Regions from separate parts of the Mus musculus genome. Here region 1 is linked to region 2. The links are chromatin loops, found by intact Hi-C in ENCODE. Cell type or tissue: gastrocnemius. All regions are shown on one strand. Links, peaks and the distances in the headings refer to the core of each region. The heading gives the core; the rest is flanking DNA. Region 1 holds the start of Tmem259 (transmembrane protein 259). Region 2 has its middle 2.7 kb from the start of Cirbp.

Region 1 (5,367 bases), core at 178-5,177, 180 kb after region 2:
CCAACTTCCCTCATTTTCTTAACAGGGGCTGAAATTTGAACAAAACACTGTGTATGCTGTGAAGTATAGCCACATCTCTGCTCCCGCCCAGCAGCAAGGCCAGCCACTCCCTCCTTCTGTCCCGCCCCTGAGCTCAGAAGAGCTTTCTGAGCTTTGAAGTGGTTGAGAAATAAGAACAAATAAGGAAAACTATTCCATGCCGAGAGGACTGTGTGCCACATTCAAACCCTGGCCCTGCTGCTTTGTGACTTACAATCCCAGAAACAAAACCCCAAACACCCCAGATCCCAAGATTCTGGATTTCTAGCAGCTTAGTGTATTAGAACTCTGTCCTGAGATCGAAAATGAATGGAATTTAACATTCCATGTAGCTGGGTGGTGGTGGCACGTCTTTAGTCCCACCCAGCACTCTTGAGGTTCTCTGTGAGTTCGACTCCAGTCTGCTCTACAGAGTGAGTTCCAGGACAGCCAGGGCTACACAGAGAAACCCTGTATTGAAAAACAAACAAAAATCCTCCTTCCCCATTTCACTGTGTGACACTAATTATCAGCTCTCTCTGAACTCCAGGCTCCTTGTCTGAAAATCAGATGAGTTAATATTTGCAAACTCCTCTTGGGGCGGCTGATATAGATGTCAAAAATCTTAAGAATTCTGGCCCTAGCTGCTGGAAGCTGGCTGGGCCCCAGGATGACTCTCCCTGCCAGGGTCACACCTTCCGGGGGACAGACCATCTCTGCAGTGCCTGGGATCTGGGTGGTAGTGCTTCTGCTGTGGGTGTGGTGACCATGCCCTTGAGATCACCACTCCGGAGGCAGAGAGAGGCAAGAGGATCACTGTGAATATAAGGCCAGGCTGCTCTACAGAGCAAGTTCCAGAACAGCCAAGGAAAGACCACAAACTCAAAAAGTAAATAAAGTAAAATCCCATCTCTCAGTCAAGCCTTGCTTGCTCTGGTCGTGAGCGATATGACTGACTGACGTGTTGGCCTGTGCTGGAGGGAACCCCATTGCTTCTCCACGAAGGTCAGGCTAGGTTTTTCTAAAGCTCGGGTCACCCAGGGACGTTTCCTATTTTCAAACAAGTGACAAGTGTATTCCATAATAGTTTCAAGACTGGTACATTTATTAGGTGCCTACTGTGTTGCAAGGTGCTCTGGGTAACAGCAGACGGTGACTCTGGGGTATCTGAAAGCTAGGAGGGAGGGGTTCCCTTCGCTCAGCCGGTAAAGCGCCCCGCCCTTTTCCTGGCCGCCCAGTCCGGATGCAGAAATTCTCATCTTGTTCCATCATACAGATGCTCCTAGTCCTTCCTTCAAGCTGGAGGTATATAGAAGGCGCACAACGTTAGGGCACGGTGCATACAGAGACAGCTCTGCTGCGTCCTAAAAACAGACAGCTTCCTTCGAGTGCGCAGTAACCGGTCAATAAATGCCCTTGTTCAGGCAAATTGTACGGGAATGTGGCAGCTATAGTAGAAAAGGAGACTTCAAAGGGTCAATTGCGTTATTTTGAGATGAAACAAAATATGGAACGCTTCACGAATTTGCGTGTCATCCTTGCGCAGGGGCCATGCTAATCTTCTCTGTATCGTTCCAATTTTAGTATATGTGCTGCCGAAGCGAGCACAAGCGACGGTTTTTTGCCTCAGGTATTTAAAGGCAGAGAAGCAAATTACTTTTCACATACAGTAATTATGATTTTTTTTTGTTTTTGTTTGGATAAAGTAACGTTTTCACATGTCAAAAAGAAAGGCTACCACTCATAACACCGCTCAGAATAATTATCTATCCGCGTGAAAGCTCACATTTAACTAATTAATATAGCTGTCTGGGAGAAGCTTGTGCCAGCGAAGCCTTCTGGGAAGTCATATGCAAATTAGACAGGCACTACGAGGCTCCGCCCCTCAGTGGTAGCCGGATCAGCGCGGAATCCGTGATACTGGTGCGATGGTGAAACTGTCTGCTAGTAAACTATCCATGGAATTTCGCCCTTCAGCGCTGCGGCCGCCAATGAAAACATTATGCTAATGAGCAGTTAGGAAGCCCTGCCTCCCAGGGCAGGGTGGGTAATGAGTCCTCAGCAGACCCCGCCCCTAAGTGAGGCTGTGGCCAGAGTGAAGCCCTATGTAAATAGGCCTTACTAAGTGCGTCTCCGCCCCCTCTAATTCTCCGCCAATAGGAAACCATATACAAATACGACGGGCAACGTCGCCCCGCCCGCAGGTGGATGCAAATGTTTTAGCTTGTTTCTGAGACCACGCCCCACAGATCGCCCACCGCTAACCTGGATCCCTCCACAAACCAAACGAATTACACCCGACACTGCCGCTCAATGCTTAAGATAGAGCTCTGGGCTAAAGACATGGCTAAGAGCACTGACGCCTCTTCCAGAGATCTTGAGTTGAAGTTCCAGCCTCCGTTATGGTGGCTCACAACTCCTTTCTGGTGTATCTGATGCCCTCTTCTGGTGAGACTGAAGACAGCGACAGTGTACTCACATATATAAAGATAAAGCTCAATGCAAATGAATCGTGACACACGACTCCACCCCAGGCCGTGCCACAGTATGTGGGAGTGAATATATGCAAACAAACGGGGCTGCTCTTTAATGCACTCCGTGTAGCCCCTGCAAATTGCAAGCTCACTGCAAACGAGACCGGACAAAGCTTGAAGGAGCACTAGGAAAATAAACTGAACTCCATGGTACTCTGCCCTTTAGCGCTGAGGCGACCCGCATGAAATGTGTAAAGTCAGGCTCCGCCCACTACTCGTGGTGCCCGCCTTTCGGCCCTGAAGCCCGGCCTCCTCGGGCGGCCGCGGCGATCCCAGCGTGCCCCGCGCACGGGCGGCGCTCTGGCCCGGCGCTCTCGCCGGCGTCGCGGGCCGGACGGACGCGAGCAAAGGGGCAGGCGGCGGCGGCGGCCGGGGGCGGCGGGGGGGATCCGGCGGCCGGGACGCGGCGGGGGTCAGCCGGCGGCCGCCGGGGTGACGCGGGGCGGTGATGTCGGAGCACGCGGCAGCCCCAGGGCCCGGGCCCAACGGCGGCGGGGGTGGTGGCGCGGCGCCCGTGCGCGGCCCTCGCGGCCCCAATCTCAACCCCAACCCGCTCATCAACGTGCGCGACCGGCTCTTCCACGCTCTCTTCTTCAAGATGGCCGTCACCTACTCACGCCTCTTCCCACCTGCTTTCCGCCGCCTCTTTGAATTCTTCGTTCTGCTCAAGGTGACCTCTGACCCCTGACCTCTGACCCCTGACCCCAGCTGTCATCCGCTCGCCCACCCCCGGCAACTTTACCACTTGGCTCCTGACGCCTGGATACCCTGATACCACTCTTACAGATGCTATCTCTGGTCCTCACTTCCTCAGCTCTCAGGCCCCGCCTCCTGCCCTTTGGCCTCAGTCTGCCACTTGGGAGCCTAGGCCCCAAATTTTTCCACTCAAGACCAGAGCCCAGTGTCCTCTTGGAGTAGGATTTTGGACTCGAGGTCCACCTTCCCACCTGTCACTCCCATCCTGTCCTGCACCTCCACTGAGAACAATATGGTCATTTCCATTCCATTCCTGACTTTCCACTGTAGACCACCTCCTGTGCTGGAGGCCCTGTCCCGCCTGTCATTTCTATTCTACCCTGATTCTCTCAGTCCAGTCTCTACTAGTCAGTCCCATTCCAGCACACCCTGAACCAACCCCCTGGGGACAGCCCCCTACCCCCCAGTGTCACTGCTCAAATTTTCTGTTACTTCACTGTTTTCAGACTCTTGCCAGGTTTTCTGTGGCTTTGGGTGAGGTCATCTCACTAGGGTCAGCCACAGAGTCACAGCCAGATTGGCCAGGGACCTCTACAGCCAGCACCTGCCCTGGCTGTGTCTTCTTCATGTGCTCCCGGGAGATCCCGGTTCTCGGTCACAAAGGCTACTCGAGGGATGGCACCAGGCTCTCTCTGAGGAGCTGCCTGGGCCTTCTGGTGTTGGGGTCATGGCTTGGTGGCTGGCATGCTGATATTGGAGGGCATTGGTGAGTTTGGGACTCACTCCTGGTGCTTCTCAGAACTGAGCGTTCGGGGGTTTCATAGGTAGATCTAGCTTGAGCTCAAGACAGCTGTGGGCATCCCCTCAGGCCCCAGTTCATTGGCTGCAGATGAGCCCATGCTCCATCTTCCTTCCTGCCCTCCACACCCTCAGGGCTCCGGGTGGGTGCCCAATGTCTAGTCAGAGACAGGGTCGGCTGGATGACAGTAGACCTTATCCTCTTTCTTAACTGGGATAAACAAGCCACACAGCAGCTGGTTTCTGGAGCTGCTGACGTTTCTGGGAGCCCATTTGCTGTGTTTCCTGCCCGTCCTGCCTGCCCAGCTTCCACCCAACCTTCCTAGAAGGGACGCCTCACAGCCAAGGCCTGCTAGGCTTGTACCACCCTGCGCCCTGTTCCCACCCCAGCCTAGGTGTCAGCTCCTACAGAGGCCCAGAGAAGAACTGTTGGGCTTGGTATCTCCTCTGCTGGCTTCAGAGCCTCAAGGACCGAAACTGGGCAGCCATGGGATAGGGGGGCACAGCATGGTGCCTTAGACCTTAGGATGTGGCAGGGGTCAGAGGGCAAGGAGGTATGTGGCACCAGCTCAAGTCCCTGCACCAAGTGGATTTGAGCCCTGAAAGGTGCTAAGTGGCACCCTTGGGTGGGTCATGATCTCGTGGAGATCCTGGCTGAGGCTGGTATTTGGTTTTGTCTTTATAGTGTAGAATAGAGTTTATTCATGGCTCAGGGAAGGGAGTTAAGAGTGTAATAGAGAGCCAGGCGGTGGTGGCGCACGCCTTTAATCCCAGCACTCGGGAGGCAGAGGCAGGCGGATTTCTGAGTTCGAGGACAGCCTGGTCTACAAAGTGAGTTCCAGGACAGCCAGGGCTACACAGAGAAACCCTGTCTCAAAAAAAAAAAAAAAAAAAAAAAAAAAAAGAGTGTAGTAGAGATAGAGAGTAGAGAAGTCGAGGCCGGCCACAGCCGTGAGCATGGGGAGAGAGGGGGAAAGGAAGAGCCCAAGAGGACAAGAGAGAAGCAAGCATATGAGTGAGGCTGGTATTCTGACCCCAGTGCAGGCTTCCCATTGGTCAGATGAACTGACAGCCCAGACACAAGACTGGGGTGACAATGCAATACTCCATCCCACCCCCGCTTACAGGGTAGGAGGTTTCCCAAGAACCCTAGGTCTTGGCATTGAGGTGTCTGTAGGAGGTGATGGTGTGCAGCCCCACCAGGCCGGTATAACCAAGTTCAGTGCCTGTGTATGTGGCATCAAGTGGGCACATGAGGGAGGAGTGCCCAAGGGCCTGAGTGGGGTGACTGGCACGAGTCAGTGACCAGTGAGGACTCGTG
Region 2 (5,367 bases), core at 142-5,141:
CCTTAACCCGCCCACCACGCCGCGCTGACCAATCCGACGCCTTAGATTCGGCATCTGCGCCTCGGTGGAGGGGCGGGACTCCGTTGGCTTTGCCCTAGTCCGCGCGGAGGCGCTGAGTGTTTTGATTGGCTGGAATCTTTCCTGGCCGCATTTTTCCCCCCCACCCCCCGCCCGCTAGCGACTAGGAGGCGGGGACAGCTGATTTGGAGGCGGAGCTGACCCACTTCCGCGTTCCCGACCCGTTTGTCCTGCGGCGGGGAACAAAGAGCTTTTGCTACCTCAATGAGACTCCCAAATATGGCTCCAACCTTGACTCATCGACTCAACACTTTTATGTTCTTTTTTTTCTTTTAATATTTAATTACAGTTATTTAACTGAGGCGCATTTGTGAAGCCAGAAGACAGATGGAGTCTCTCCTTCCATCATGTAGGTCCTAAGGATCATACTCAGGATTAGCCACAAGCAGCTTTATCCACTGAGTCATCTTGCTTGCCCCTCTTCTCCGTTCTTGCTCATGAAACCAAAACCACCGAATTACTCTAGTCCAAAAGTACCTCCCAATACAACTGCTGCCTAACAGTTCTTTGGACCCCAAGGACACTCCATAAGATCAGCCCTAAAATTTCCATCCCAGTATTAATCACAATGTCAAGATTTTCTCTAGATTTCCTGCACCCAACTCAGTTTTCCTACAAATCTCAACCTGCTGTATAACGACCATTTGAACCCTGATTTCTGCCCATCTCCAACCAGGTGTACATTACCACACAGATGGCAAAACACCACTCTTTTCAATGTGTACCTGCATTTTCTAGAAGAGACCCCAGAGTCTCAAGCATGCCATGGAAGGATTTCTATCCTTGAGCCACACCCCTAACCCCTCACTGCAGAATTCTAAGTAGTGGCTAAACCAAGCTACATCCTTAGCCTTCTTAAACACACACACCACAGAGAACAAAACAAAAAAGTGTATTTTAATTTTATGTATATGGGTGTTTGCCTGAATGTCTATGCAGCACTTGCCTATCTTGCGCTGACAAAGACCAGAAGAGAGTGCTGGATCCTTTGGATGCAGAGGTCCAGACAGCTGTGAACCTTTATGTGGATTCTGAGAATTGAACCCACGTCCTCTGCAAGAGCCCTTTACCACTAGGCCATTTGATCCTTTGAGACAACCTACATTTTTCAATCTATCCTTGAAATCCGTAGGCTCACATCCCAAGTAGCTGTGATAACAGACCCATGTCTCCAGGCTACATTTTCTTCTCCCTCCACTGTGGTTTTGAGAGTCCTGAGTCCTGAGTAGCCTATGTAAGGATCCTTTTTTTTTTTTTTTTTTTTTTTTTGGTTTTTCAAGACAGGGTTTCTCTGTATAGCCCTGGCTGTCCTGGAACTCACTTTGTAGACCAGGCTGGCCTCAAACTCAGAAATCCACCTGCCTCTGCCTCCCTAGTGCTGGGATTAAAGGCGTGCGCCACCACGCCCGGTTTTATGTAAGGATCCTAACTAACCCCCATCTAAGGCAGTTCACCTCTCACTTCAATGGCTTCTGCTTAATATATGGCCTGAGGAACAAGCCAGTGCAGACATCTCCCTAGATATCAGTGATAGGAAATCCACACTTCAGCACTGCCCCTTGGAGAGAGTACAGTCTGGTGACTTGAGAACTGAGACATCCCAACCCTGCTTTAAGCCTCAGACTCACTGACCTTCAGATGAAGTTGGTCGAGGTGACCCAGCTGTCACCAGGAGAAGAATGCCAGGACCCCTCAGGGATTCGATGCTCCCCTCCCCCTAGACAGCAGCTGGTGACTCATGGCCACCCCCTCTGCACTTCGCTCTCTGCACGCAGCCCTCCTATCCCCGTCAGAGCAGCCTGCTGCGTCAGCCACTCACGCAAGGAGGTTATTAAAAAGAGCTGAGAGACCAAGATGCCTTCCCTCCCTCAATGTGCGCAATCCAGGAGGGGAGGGGATCGTGCCTTGCAGGGACCGCTGGACCACAAGCCAGCAGAGCCAGAAGCAACAGTCCTACAATGTGCCCACAGGAGGGAAAATTGGATCCCTGTAATCCCAGCTCCCAGGATCATGCTGGGCCCCTAGCCTGGCTCACATTCTGGCACCTTCCAGTTCCTGGTTTTGAGAATTGCCGTACTCAGTCTTTGATTCATTCATTCATTCATTCAACCAGCACCCACTTACTAAGCTTACTACTAACCGGCTCATTTGGGCCGGGCTCCACCATTACCCATAGCCATTTTCGAGCCCCAGAAAAGCGTGAAAATGTCTGACCCATGGATACGGCTTCAGGGTGCATTTTCTTTCGCCTTTGGTGTACTTGTGTCTAAAGCGTGTCCCGTGTACTTACCTGTGACCACGTGGACAGGTGGCTTAGCTTGCCACCATGACCCTTTGTTTCTTTTGGTGGGCTTTAAAGGAGTCTGAAACTCTCTCTTACACACACCTCATATCCACCAACGCTGTGAATCCCTGAACCACGGGCAAATCCCAAATAGTGCTCTCTGCCCGATAAGGACAGGAGAGGGCGCTACAGCCTCGGCTGGAGTGTTCAGGACTCATGTCCCACCTCTTTCCAGGCGGCCACCAGCTGCTTGGCCAGGCTATGGCCACTAGACGTCGCCATCGTGGACAGTTATCACTGACGGAAACCAGAGCTGTCAGTGTCAGTGCTGGTTTACCTTCGCTGTGCCCAGCTCGGTGGTAGCTGGACTGCACGCTCGAGGTTTGCTCCTGCGCGTCTGGGCAGAGCAGTTGGCCCAGTGTCGCCCATCGGGACACTAGTACTACTCCCAAAGGGATCCCATGTGTCTTGTATAAATCCGAGAGGGGGGCAGGGTGTCAGCTGCACCCCTAGAAGGCGAGTCCAGTCAGTCCTGATCTCGGGCTTACCCTGCACCCCACTCCGCTGCTGGGCGTCGCTATAGAGACGACGAGGGGTGACGCCTCCACCTCCCCATCCCCGGTTCTCCGTCCGCCCGCCGGGTCCTCCCGGACCCAGGCTAATGACCGGGCGGGAGATGGTAATAAGCGTCTGGGTTGGGGACGGGCGTGGCCCGGGATGAAAGGCGCGTTGGGGGGGGGGCACCCCGGGGCCCGGTAATTACCGCCCCCTTCTCGGCCGGGCGGGGGCCGGGGACACTGCACCTGGCCTCTGCCCGGCGGGGGCGCACAAGTGGGACCGTGATGGCAAAGCCTGGAACCCGCCCAGTTAGCTATCCCAGTTAGTTATCCTCTGGGACCAGAGCCAGGGTGGAAGATGCAGCCTATGCATGTGTGGCCAGGTGTGGCGCACATGTGTGCACGTGGGCAGAAGACCCGGAGGGACATAGATGGAAATGTAAGGATTCAGAGAAAACATCTGGATCCTGTGGACAGAGGAAATGGGTTTGTTAAATATGTGTGAAGAGGACACAGTCACCTTTGCATGACTGACCTGTTTTCCCTAAGGACAGGATGGGTGGGCAGGGTGCTGTGACGCCAACATACACGAACACAACCTGGATGTAGATGCAGGGTTAGGTGTACGTGACTGGGTGGGCCAGCACCCACGGAGGTAATGTAGCCATCTATGCCTGTGACTCACGTTCCTGGGTGGGCACAACAGAGAGCTGTGTCAGAGGCACCTGGGCTCTCCCTATTAGTGAGTCCAGAATCACCTGTAAGGGTTAAGCTTGCCTTTCTGCTACAGAGTGGGCTCTGATTTCTCTGCCACTCAAAGAGACTGCATTCTGCTTCTGGAAGGGGTCTGCAGCCAGGGCGGGCTAGGCTCAAGTTCCTGTGACTCATCCCTCCTGCAGCCCTGAGTCACACCCCAGGAATGGAAATAGGAAAGCCTGGGAGGGCCAGGCCCTGCAGGCTCTTGCCCAGACCTGGGCCTTGAGCGGCAGAGGGACGCCTCAGACAGCACACACATCCTATGACATGCCACGCCATACACATGCACATCCACGCCCTCTGCAGCAGACTTGTTGGGCTCACAGTCACAGACTCGACATGCTTTTGGTATCTGATAGATCCCGTGGAAGGTCCTCACGGGTTTCCTATACCTGCTTAACTTAACTGCCTTTTTTTTTTTTTTTTTTTTTTTTTTTTTTTTGGGTTTTTCAAGACAGGATTTCTCTGTGCAGCCCTGGCTGTCCTGGAACTCACTCTGTAGACGACCAGGCTGGCCTCGAACTCAGAAATCCGCCTGCCTCTGCCTCCTGAGTGCTGGGATTAAAGGCATGCGCCACCACACCCGGCTACTTGCCTGCCTTTAATAAATGTCTGGGACTGGAAAACAGTGCACTGAAGCCAGGTCAGGGCTGTAGGAGCAGGAACATGCACTCATTCTAAAGGCACAAGGACTGTATCAGATGTCAAAAAACCACCAGCAACCCTACAGTGATGCCCAGCAAGCCCTGGAAGCTAGGTTCATCAGCCTGGGAACTGACCTATTTGGGTTCCTAAAACTAGTGGAAGGGAGGGGTTGGAAGGCATCTACCCCAAAGGGTTCTCAAATGCTGCTAAGCAAGGGCCACCTCCACCCCATCACCCCTGGGGCAGGAAGAGCCACCCCTCTTCCATCCTGTCCACTCACAGTATGCCCCCTCAAACACATATCTAACAGTAGTGTGGCCTTCCATGTAGGGGTAACACACTAACAGGCTCCCTGGAAACAGAGGTAAGCAAAGACGCTTCTGCCTCGGGCTGGTGGTTTGCAGCACTTCCTCTGCACTTAGCTGCATAGGGACAGTCACATGTGTGCACAAATCCCCAGGTCACCAAGCATCTGTCCACCTCATGGTGCCTGGAGGGTCCCCATGCAAGCGGACACCCTGGAACACCTGTCCACCCAGGTGCAGAGGGTCAGCTGTAGCCCACAGGCCCAGCTGTCTGGGTAGGCGGCACCCAGGCACCTCCCTGACCCCATTGCTTCATCTGAGAAGTGAGTGGGATCTGGGGAGCCTCCAGGGTCTGATGGGGACTAGGTCAAGGGCGGCAGCTGGGTTGCCTCCTCCTCTGCGATGTCTTCTCTGGCTGCCAACTCTTGAGCTGACACCTAACTGCCCCAATTTGTGCGGATTTCCAAGATTCTGCAAATTTCTTCCTTTTTGTCCCTGTGAGACAGGGCCTCGAGAAGGCCATGTGTAGCGGACAGTGACCTAGAACTCTGATCCTCCTGTCTCTGCCTCTCTAGTGCTGGGATGACAAGATAATAGTCACTTTCTTAGGGCACATCTGTCTCCAGCAAACACATTTCCCACCAGTCCGACCAGAGGCAGTGCAAGGAGACCCCGACTTCTCCTTGGCTGGCCTGTGGTTGTGTTTGAAGGAGGAGGCTGCCTTCAGACCTGGGTGTAAATA

What was found. Peaks named below come from ENCODE experiments on the same cell type or tissue, not always from the same donor. Only the 100,000 strongest peaks of a DNase experiment are listed, where the experiment ranks them.
Region 1: a loop joins it to region 2, with 6 times the contacts of the local background. A loop is called at or near these places in 1 of 42 quality-filtered maps.

What each region holds. Positions count from the first base shown.
Region 1 is chr10:79,981,765-79,987,131 of GRCm38, reverse strand. Tmem259 (transmembrane protein 259) reads left to right here and starts at 2,872. Exons shown (of 11, transcript NM_001003949.4): 1 at 2,872-3,222. The coding sequence starts at 3,001. It overlaps Gm26243 (a small nuclear RNA gene), which reads right to left and starts at 1,626; the gene lies at 1,520-1,626. In gastrocnemius, for the core only: a CTCF peak has its summit at 2,485 (motif pointing left); DNase peaks (open chromatin) are centred at 2,100, 2,803, 3,175, 3,645 and 1 more place; H3K4me3 peaks cover 4,634 bases; H3K27ac peaks cover 4,803 bases.
Region 2 is chr10:80,162,420-80,167,786 of GRCm38, reverse strand. It overlaps a transcript of Cirbp not described here. Among named protein-coding and RNA genes, the nearest start is that of Cirbp, 2.7 kb to the left of the region's middle. In gastrocnemius, for the core only: no CTCF peak of the experiment used is centred there; DNase peaks (open chromatin) are centred at 1,852, 2,608 and 3,153; H3K4me3 peaks cover 1,706 bases; H3K27ac peaks cover 4,218 bases.